Linked DNA regions of Homo sapiens: region 1 is linked to region 2. The links are chromatin contacts, found by Hi-C or POLR2A ChIA-PET in ENCODE. All regions are on one chromosome and are shown on one strand. Each heading gives the region's core, a stretch centred on a gene start or an enhancer-like site at or near the end of the contact. The rest is flanking DNA. Distances are from core to core; before and after follow the strand shown. Region 1 has its middle 270 kb from the start of TFCP2L1. Region 2 overlaps GLI2 (GLI family zinc finger 2).

What was found. A loop is a pair of places that touch in the nucleus more often than their neighbours do. ChIA-PET counts read pairs that join two places held with the same protein, here RNA polymerase II (POLR2A). Pooled maps may share reads with other maps.
Region 1: a loop to region 2 is called in a pooled map, with 2.6 times the contacts of the local background. The contact joins two enhancer-like sites. A Hi-C loop is called at or near these places in 1 of 50 pooled maps. POLR2A ChIA-PET finds 5 or more read pairs at or near these places in 2 of 52 experiments (activated CD4-positive, alpha-beta T cell and activated CD8-positive, alpha-beta memory T cell).

Annotation. Positions count from the first base shown.
Region 1 is chr2:121,017,451-121,022,304 of GRCh38, forward strand. No RefSeq gene overlaps it. Among named protein-coding and RNA genes, the nearest start is that of TFCP2L1, 270 kb to the right of the region's middle. RefSeq lists enhancers at 1,139-1,758, 1,759-2,378. Within about 2 kb of position 1,466, at least 3 of the 41 ENCODE cell types and tissues checked have a DNase peak (open chromatin) inside an H3K27ac peak, as active enhancers do.
Region 2 is chr2:120,862,428-120,866,880 of GRCh38, forward strand. All of the region lies in intron 2 of GLI2 (GLI family zinc finger 2), which reads left to right. LOC124907880 (a long non-coding RNA gene) reads right to left here. Exons shown (of 2, transcript XR_007087220.1): 2 at 3,953-4,364. Among named protein-coding and RNA genes, the nearest start is that of GLI2, 130 kb to the left of the region's middle. Within about 2 kb of position 1,389, at least 4 of the 41 ENCODE cell types and tissues checked have a DNase peak (open chromatin) inside an H3K27ac peak, as active enhancers do.

The sequences.
Region 1 (4,854 bases), core at 216-2,715, 160 kb after region 2:
AATTCTGCCAAATAGTTCATGTATGAGCTAAAACCTGTGCTTACCAGACAAAAACATTACAGCCAGCAGTTTGCGCTGCTTCACTGTTCTCAGTTTTGAACACTAATTGACGCCTCAAGTTCTGCGTCAGTCTTTGCAGCCACCGTGTCTGAGCAGCGTATTGCAGCGGCAGCTGGAAACACAAATTGTGCCTGAAAGGAAGTCCAGTGATTCCAGGACATCTGAACATGGCTTGCAATGGGTGTAGCTGGGCCAGTGAGTGACAGAGGCCAATTGTATAACTTGGAGCCCTCAAATTGTCTTCTATGTAGAACCCAATGTTTATTAAAGGGTAATTAATAAAAGTGTGCTCATTTGAAGCTTACACATATGCATTATTAAAATTCAACCATAGCAATTATTTACAACTTAAACCAACAAAAGATTTTCTTCTCAGAGGAAAATCTTACTATTGACATAGTTTAGAATGGCTGATGCAGGTTATCAATAAAAGCAGACCAATTATTAGTCTGTTTTATTACTACTTTTATTTATTTATTTTTAAATTGAGACAGAGTCTCACTCTGTCGCCCAGGCTGGAGTGCAGTGGCATGATCTTGGTTCACTGCAACCTCCGCCTCCCGGGTTCAAGCGATCGAGCGATTCTCGTGCCTCAGAGCAATTCTCATGCCTCAGCTTCCTGAGTAGCTGGGATTACAGACACGCGCCACCACGCCTGGCTAATTTTTTTGTATTTTTAGTAGAGACGAGGTTTCACCATGTTGGCCAGGCTGGCCTCGAACTCCTAACCTCAGGTGATCCACCCGCCTTGGCCTCCCAAGGTGTTGGGATTACAGGGTGAGCCACCGCGCCCAGCCTTATTACTACTTTTAAATTTGCCATAGCTCCTGCACCTGCGTACTGCCTGCCCTGAGAGTGGACCCCTCTCGCCACCTGCCCGCGGTCCTGAGCTGGCCTCAAATGACCTTTCAGCGTCTTCTGCCCAGGGGGTAAGATGAAAGCAGGGGCCCTTCCTGGTCTTCTAGAAGCATCAGCTTTCTGAGACTCCTGCTCCCCAGCACAAACCATTCTCAGGACGCCTGGGCTGTCAGTTCAGCTCGTGGCCTCCTCCGCTATTTAAGACCCAGCTCACCTCCTACCTCCCCAAGATGCCTGACCACCTCCTCCGTCTCCACAACGGGGTGCGTAAGGCCCAGCCGCCTGTGTGCCTTCGAGTCCTGCTGGGCTCCTTGAGGGTCCTCACTGTCCAGCTCCGGGCCCATGACGGGCATCTTGGGAGGTGCTCGGCGTCTGGCTCTGTTCCCGCCATACCCAGCAGAACGCTGTGGTCCCTCAGGGCTGCTGAATGAGGGGGCGGAGGCAGCAGGAAGAACAGTCAGCCCTCAATGAGGGCCGCAACCAGGCGATAGGAGGCCACACGACAGCCAGACGCCCCATTGGCCTGGCGGCTGCAGTCCAGCCCTTCCGGGTGAGTGGGATTTGCTGCTCACGCCCGCAGCAGCCCCTGAGGCGGGGAGGCGCGGGAGGGACTGGAGCCTTCCGCCCGAGTGTTCCCCAGCCTCGTGGCTGGCCCTGCACGGGCATCGCCTCGCCTCAACCCCACAGCAGCCTTTCAGGCCGTCCTGTTTGGGTGGGTTCAGAGGCGCCTCGTCCTTCCAACCAGCCAGGCACTAAGGGGGCCTCGTAAGGAGGAGCGTAAGGCTCTCAGAACAAGCGGCCGCCCTCAAAGGGCCTGGAACTCCACAAAGGCAGTGCTTCAGAAGCCTAGCGGCCTCCTGCCAGCTCTTCTGCGGGGAATTCCCCTGCCCTGAGGCGCTCCAGCCTAGCCCAGTCTGCTTGCACCCTCTGCATATCCCCAGCACAGCTGTTCTGCCTCGAGGCCCCCAGCTAACCAGCAGCTTCTCCTACTGAGGGAATCTGACAGCAGCCCCTGCCCCCTCCACCCAGCCGTCTCCCTGGTTCACGCTCCTACTGTGCCCAGGCTGCTTGCTTCTAGGGGACTGGGGCCAGACTGGCACAGTAAAGGTCCCGTCTAATGCAGAGATCTCCTATTCTTCTTACGTCCTTCATTTTACAAATGAGGAGGCTGTGGAGAGGTCTAATGATGTGCACCAGGGCCTGCAGAAAGCGTTTCTGAGCACGGAGGCTGGGGAGTGAGACCCCTGGAAGGCAGTGGCCCCTTCCTGGCCCGTGCACTGGCCAACTGCTGGGATATACTGCCTGTGGCGAGACTTATTAAGCTATCTGAAGCCGTGAAGGGAAACCTGCTATGTGTAAATATCAACCATCTGGCAAAATACCTGGAGCGAGATTTTATTTCTGCTGGGCATTATTATGGGTATTGATTTGAGAATCTGAAAATTCAATAAAACAGATTAAACCTCCCAAGGAATGAGTATGTGGACCATCAACCCATGTCGCCCTGGGCGTGAAGTCTTCGTGGGTAGGAAGGAGTCGTCAGGCAGGCATCTGAGTGGGGCATGGGGAACTGGAGGCAGGCTGAGCCGAGCTCAGTGGGAAGCTCCTCCCCAAAGGGGCTGGCCTCCCAGCTCATCAGCCCAGGCCTGGTCTCTGGGGCCCCCAACACGCACTGAGGATATAGGGGTGACACAAACATGGTCCCTCCTTCTGCAGGACATCTGGCCTGGCTCCTCAGGAAGCCAGTAGCCTCAGAAAAAAGGGGGTGTTGTGTATTCTAGATACAAGAGATGAAAGAGACCCAGTGACCAAATGTCAACCTTGATTGAATCTTCGTTCAGAAGAAAAAAACAACTATCAAGGACAGTCCTGGGACAATCTGTGAAATTTGAATATGGCCTGAGTGTTAGAAGATATTAGAGAAACTATTAATTTTTTAGGTGTGACAATAGTTTTGTAGGAGAATGTCGTTATTATTAGGAGATGCACTCTGGCTGAAGTATTTAAGTGAAAAATGTCCTTATGTCTACCTCTTACTTTCAAAGGGTCAGTAAAAAAAAATCGATCTGTGTATATATGTTGTCAGAGCAAATAGGGCAAATTATGAACAATTGTTGAATCTAGATGGAAGGTTTGCAAGAGTCCATTGTACTATCAACTTTTTTTCTCTGTTTTTAATTTTTTTAATTTTATTTTTAGACAGGATCTCACTCTGTCATCCAAGCTGGAGTGCAGTGGCACCATCTTGGCTCACTGCAGCCTTGATCACCCTGGGCTCAAGTGATCTTCCACCTCCCTGGGCTCAAGACATCCTCCCACCTCAGCCTCCCAAGTAGCTGGGACTACAGGCACATGATACCACACCCGACTAATTTTTCTGTTTTTTTGCAGAGATGGGATTTCACCATGTTGCCCAGGCTAGGCTCAAACTCCTGGGCTCAAGCAATCCTCCAGCCTCAGCCTCCCGAAGTGCTGGGATGACAGGTGTGAGCCACTGCACCTGGCCTTTAATTTTTAATAATAAGAAGTTTGGGAAATAGAAAGATGGAATCCCTATCAAGAGACTCACAGTCTAGAGAGTTTAGTTAAACACACCTACACAAACCAGTAGGCTTTTCCCTAGGGACACTCTGGTGGAGAGGCCAGGAGCCCCTCCTATAGCAGCTCTCTCTGACTTCAGACACATGACTCCAAGTTTAGGATACCAAATAACAGCTTCTATGGGCTGGCTATTCTGTGCTATCTAATAGGCCAGGAGGAAGGGAAGGGACTGTCACCATGTGGCACCAAGGGAGATGCCACAGGGCAGAGGAGTCCTCTAATGTATAGGCTCTTCCCTATATCCAGGGTTGAGGGTGGCCCTGAGAGTCTTGGTACCAGCCCCTAAGGACCCAGGCCCTGGTTTAGTTGGCCCTTTGAAGGGCTCCGGGCAACAAGAGAGTAATAGGGTGAGTCCTTGCCCTTAGAACACTAAAAACATCAATTCCTCCCAAAATGCCCCCAGCCGGGAGAAAATGGCAGTAGACTGAAGTGGAAGGGGCAGGGCAGAGGCAGGGCGTGCTGGGGGCAGATGCGCACCGGGTGGGCTCAGGCTGCTGAGTGCAGGGGTGTTGGGCTGAGGCTCGTGCTAAATGGGTAGGTGCCTTTTCCATACAGTCTTAGGGGGCTGCTTCCCATTTTGAAGCCGGGAGCATTTTAACACGCTTGTTTTCATGGAGTTCTTTAAATCCACCCTGAAAAATAAACATTAAACTTGCAGCTTCCAAAAATATTACCAAGCATGATGGAAACAGACATTGGCTCACCCCCAGGCAGCAGCCTCTTGCCCACGCCCACCCACAAAACAGGGGACAGACGTGAACTGGAAACAGAACCAGACTCAGGGAGAGCCAGGGGAGAAGGGGAACTGTAAAGGTGAGGTGAGGTCAGAGCGCATAGCTCAGGGATCCCAGAACATTACTGGATGCAGCTGAAAACTCTCGATGCTACAGTTGGCCACAGCTTTGTTAATCAATCTGGGTCACAACAATGGTGTCAGGCTCCTTGGAGAGATGGCTGAGGTCAGGGCTTGGGCAGGAAAGCTGCACGCTGTGCCTGGATAACTTGCTATGGCAGCAAGTGAGAAAGGGCTCCAGAAAATGAAGGGGCAGGCCAAGGGGACACAGGAGTTTCCTGAAGGAGCTCCTGCTGGCCAGATTTGGGACAACTCGAGCGCTAAAGCAGTCACAAACCACTAGAAAAATATGAATCCTTGAGTCTATACCAGTGGCTGTCAACTGGAGACAACTTTGGCCCCCAGGGGAGATTTGGCCATGTCCATAGACATTTTTGGTTGTTAAGTGAGAGGAAGGTATGCTACTGGCATCCAGTGGGAAGAGCCCGGGGATGCTGCCAAACATGCTGCAGTGCACAGGACAGTCCCCACAACAGGGAATT
Region 2 (4,453 bases), core at 139-2,638:
TGGGTTATGTCTGCCCTGCCACTAAGGTATCCGTGTGACTTCAGGCATCCCTGTTTCCTTATCTGTAAAACATGCTGAGCTGTGCGTGACCCCGTCTCTCTGTCTTCTGTGGGGTGGATTGGCAAGAGCTGTGGGAGCCGGAGCCCTTGTGGGTCCATCGTGAGCACTTTGTGTGTAGGTGGGCCGGTGAGGGTGCTGAGCTGGGCAGGTGGGGGGCCAAGCCTGGGCCTTCTCAGATCTTTGAGGAAATGCACAATATCTTATTCATTATCGCTTCACTGGTGCCTGTGCAGGGCAGGCACTCCGAGGTTCTGGGTGAGCGAGTGTGGGGTTAGCAATACAGCCAAAGTGGAAGGCTGGCCCCGGCTCAGAGCGGGGCTCCTCCCGCCTAAGAGGACAGCCTGCTCAGACCTCCAGCTAATAGGGCTGGTGGCAAATTGTACTTTGTGTTCATTGGTAGCATGAGATTGTAGCTCGTATCTCTTTCCCTCCCTGGCTCCCCAGTCGGAGGGAGCTTCCAGAGGCAGTGGAGCAGCTGGGGATCAGCTCTGCCCCTTGCCAGCTGCAAAAACTCAAGTCTTGGGTTTTCATCCATGTTAACAACATCTGCTTCATAGGCCTGCAAGGTGACCAGAGCGCCTGGAAGGGGCTATTGCTGTGGTTGAGCCATTGGAGGACTTGGCTTAGACAACTCACAACTTGGACTTAGTCAAGACCAATGAGAGGACAACATGCCTACTGATGGATTAACAGGAGTTTCTGGGAGACCCTGGAAGCATGAAGCCCACAAGTTCCCTAAAGAGGAGCAATTGCAGGCATTTCTCCGGCAGCCGACCACTGCCCCTCAGGACCCTTGCATGCCTTGGCTCCGGCCAGTGCCCGTGTTGCCCCTGGTCAAGGGCTGCCTGACCCAGTCAGTGCTTGCCTCTTCCTGACCGCGGTCTCCACCCCACACCTGTGATTGCACAACCCCAGGGCTGTAGAATCCACCACGGGCCGTCTCTCCTGCTATGATGAGAGCCTGCCTTGCTTCAAGCACTAGGACTCCACGTGAAGAACACACAGTTCTTTATTCTGTTTTAATCAGATGCTTAATGATTTTCAGTCTACTTAATTACTAGTATTGTATTTTTTAAATAGAGGTTTTAACTGCATCTATGTAGTATCTTAGCCACAATGTGGATTATCTGGGCATTTGTGGGCTAACATGGAAAGCTACTCATATTATGTTACATTATTTTTTATGGGAAAATGCATTTAAGTTCCAAATCATTGATTTATAATATGTCGACCTTTGAGAACACAGCTCATTTGTAAGTGGGAATAGCCTGTATTCAGAACAACATAAAGGGTCTGATATGTCCTGGGAACAGCACAGATAAGCTGAGTCACAGGAGGGCGAGGCCGAGGCAGCCCTTCCAGGAAGCCTTTTGCTTGGAGGAGGAGTTGATGGGGCTGAGGCGTCAATGTGAACAGGAGAGAGGGTGGCGTCTGCTGTGTCTGCTGTGTCTGCGGGCATATTAGGGTCAATGGAAAGGCCAGTTTGGCAGCAAAATGACTTGTGTGTGGAGGGCGGCTGGAGAAGTAGACAAATTCCCAAGGGCAGTCACTGGACTTAGAGGTTACCTACTGGGCTTTGGTGGAGCCAGGGAAAGTTCTGGGTGTGGAGAGTCCTGGTGGCAGCCTGCAGGAGGAGGCTCTGTGAGGGCCCGTGTGGGGACACTGGTAGGATGCCATGGTCTTCCTGCAGGGCTGGCACACACAGACGGGAGGGCTGCTTCCAGGAAAGGTAGTTCTGGGAGACACTGTCCCCTGGGACAAGAGCACACAGGCTGGTCTTGACTGTAGTTTTGTTGCCTGGCTGTGTCCGTTTCCCACCTGCTGTTTTTTACATGGGTTGCTCAGGGCCAAGGCAGCTCCAGCTGATCCCATCTCCAACCTCTGCCCCTGCAAGTCCTGCTCTGTGCAGAGCCCATGTGTCTCGATGGCTGAAGGTAGGGGTCGAATGGGGATTGGAGTGGGCTTGCCAGAGGCACTCCCACCCTCTCTTTTTTTTTTGAGACGGAGTCTCGCTCTGTCTGTCGCCCAGGCTGGAGTGCAGTGGCACGATCTCGGCTCACTGCAAGCTCCGCCTCCCAGGTTCACACCATTCTCCTGCCTCAGCCTCCCAAGTAGCTGAAACTACAGGTGCCCACCACCACACCCAGCTAATTTTTTTGTATTTTTAGCCAGGATGGTCTCGATCTCTTGACCTCGTAATCCACCCACGTTGGCCTCCCAAAGTGCTGGGATTACGGGCGTGAGTCACCGCGCCCGGCCCCATCCTCTCTTACCTGAGCAGGGCTTTGGCTCTCTGTGGGTCACTTGTATGTCATGGAAGGGCATTTCTTCAAACCCCTCCTCCTCTAAGCCTGGCTGAAGAGAACCAGCTCAGAATCATCACTGCCTATGGAAGGCCTGGCCCAGGCTGCAGACACCTTGGGAAGGGGTCTCTCTGGAGATGGCCGTGGGGTCCAGAGAGCAGCCCTTTCTGTGGGGCATTCACTGTTGGGGTCCAACCAGTTCTCTTCCAACTCGGTAGTGCCTCATTCTGAGCCTGAACATTGCCCCAGGGAAGCTGAGGGGAAGGGCTGGTGATGGTGCCCTGGGATTCTGCCTGAGGCCTCATCACTTCCATCTATGGGTAGTATCCGGGGCTGGGGAGCCCGAGCCAGGAGGGCTGACTAAACGTGGCTCGAGTGTCTGAGCGCTTGCCTGTGTCAGTGGAGCCCTTCGCGGTTCCAGAGCAGCCACTGCATGGAGGGGAGCCTCATCGATGAGCTCACTGCATGCAAACAGTAGCTGGGCCAGGTCCTGCTGTCTGCATAGATGCCCTGCCCCCCATGTAACACAGTTGCCACCCGACTACTGTCAGAAGGATCAGGATTCTGAACTTAAGGAGTTCTGTCCTCGCCACTAGGAGGGACGGGGTCCTTCTGGCAAGGGTCCCATCAGGAAAGAGTTGGAGGCTCCATTCCACCAGCCTCCAGCATGGTCTAGTTCTCCCCCGAGGCTGAGGAAAAGTTTGGTTCCCTTCCCTTGTTTTCTTTCTGTGGCCTTTGCGGTGCCCTTGGAGGCAGTACCACCCAAGAAGGGGTTCTGCTTTTCAGTTTTGCTGACCCGGGAGCGTTGGGGTTGAGCTTTTTGTGTAAGTGACCGGGACAAACCTCTGATCCCTTTGCAACCCCATGGCCCTATAGAAGTGTCGCTGAAGCAGCGTCTGGTTTGACCATCTTCTCCCCATCCCTGCCATCCCAGGAAGCCACCTGACTCATCTCAAGGGCTGCTGTATGCCGTGGGGAGGGTATATGCGGTGCTCAGATAGTGCCAGCCAACGCCTGCTCATGCAGCCCCTCTGCATTCAAGGCTTTGCCATGCGTCCCACTCCGGGTACCCCAGGCAGGCCAGGCTCTCTCTCTGGACCTGGCACCCCCCCTGTTCAAGAGAGGGAAGAGCAGGCCATTTCCAGCCCAACACCCTGTGCCTGGGGCCAGCACTGCCCAGACTCAGAGTGGGGATGCAGTTGGTGTTTATGGGACTCACTCTTGCTCCCCATGCTGAAAGATGTCCACAGTTCCTTCAAGATTCGAGGAAGGCCCATGCAGGCCTGAGCTGATTTCTTGGCTTAAGATGGGGTCCCATAGCCCCCCGCCTCCTGCATAAGAAACATGTCTTACTCTAGAGGCCTCAGCCTGTGCTTCTGCAGGAATGTAGCAGAGGGTGTTGGGGATAGGGTAGGGCTGGAGCTTGGCCACAGTCAGAGGGTCTCGGGTAGGGACGTGGAGTCTGAGCCTGTGACGAGGAGAGCTACGGGACAGGTCAGGGCAAGGGCAGCGGGTGGCCGACTCTGGAGTGCCCCCCTCCTGGTCAGGGCCCTTCCTCCCATCCTGTCCTGGGATTAATGTCAAATGTCTTGTGCTTAATGGTTTAATGTCAAATGTCTTGTACTTAATGGTAATCCCATTGCTTAAGGTAAGATCTCCCTTTTGGGGACAGAAGAGCTGTTTTTCATATTCTTGATGCCTTGAGATCAGATGCAAAAGAAGGTATAGAATGCCATTGGGGTGACAAAGAGTGATGACGACAATAGCAATGACCCCTCCCCACCCCATTATGTCTCCTGCCATCCCCCACCCCCATTAGCAGAAAATGCAGCATCCTTGCACATGGCACCTGGCAGACAGGGCGGGTGGTGAGTGGCTGAGTGGAATCAGCAGTCCGGGCAGCCCTCACCAGCGGGTCCGTGAGCTTTGGAGGTGCTGAGGTTCCAGTCTTCTGTTTGATTGGAACTCCGTGTCCCAAAGTACTTTTCACGTGCCCACTCCCTGCGGAAGGGAAAAGAGGGTGGGTGTGATTTTCCACAGCTTGATTCGAAAGACTGAAACTCGATGAGTGACATTTCAGGCTGGCTGGG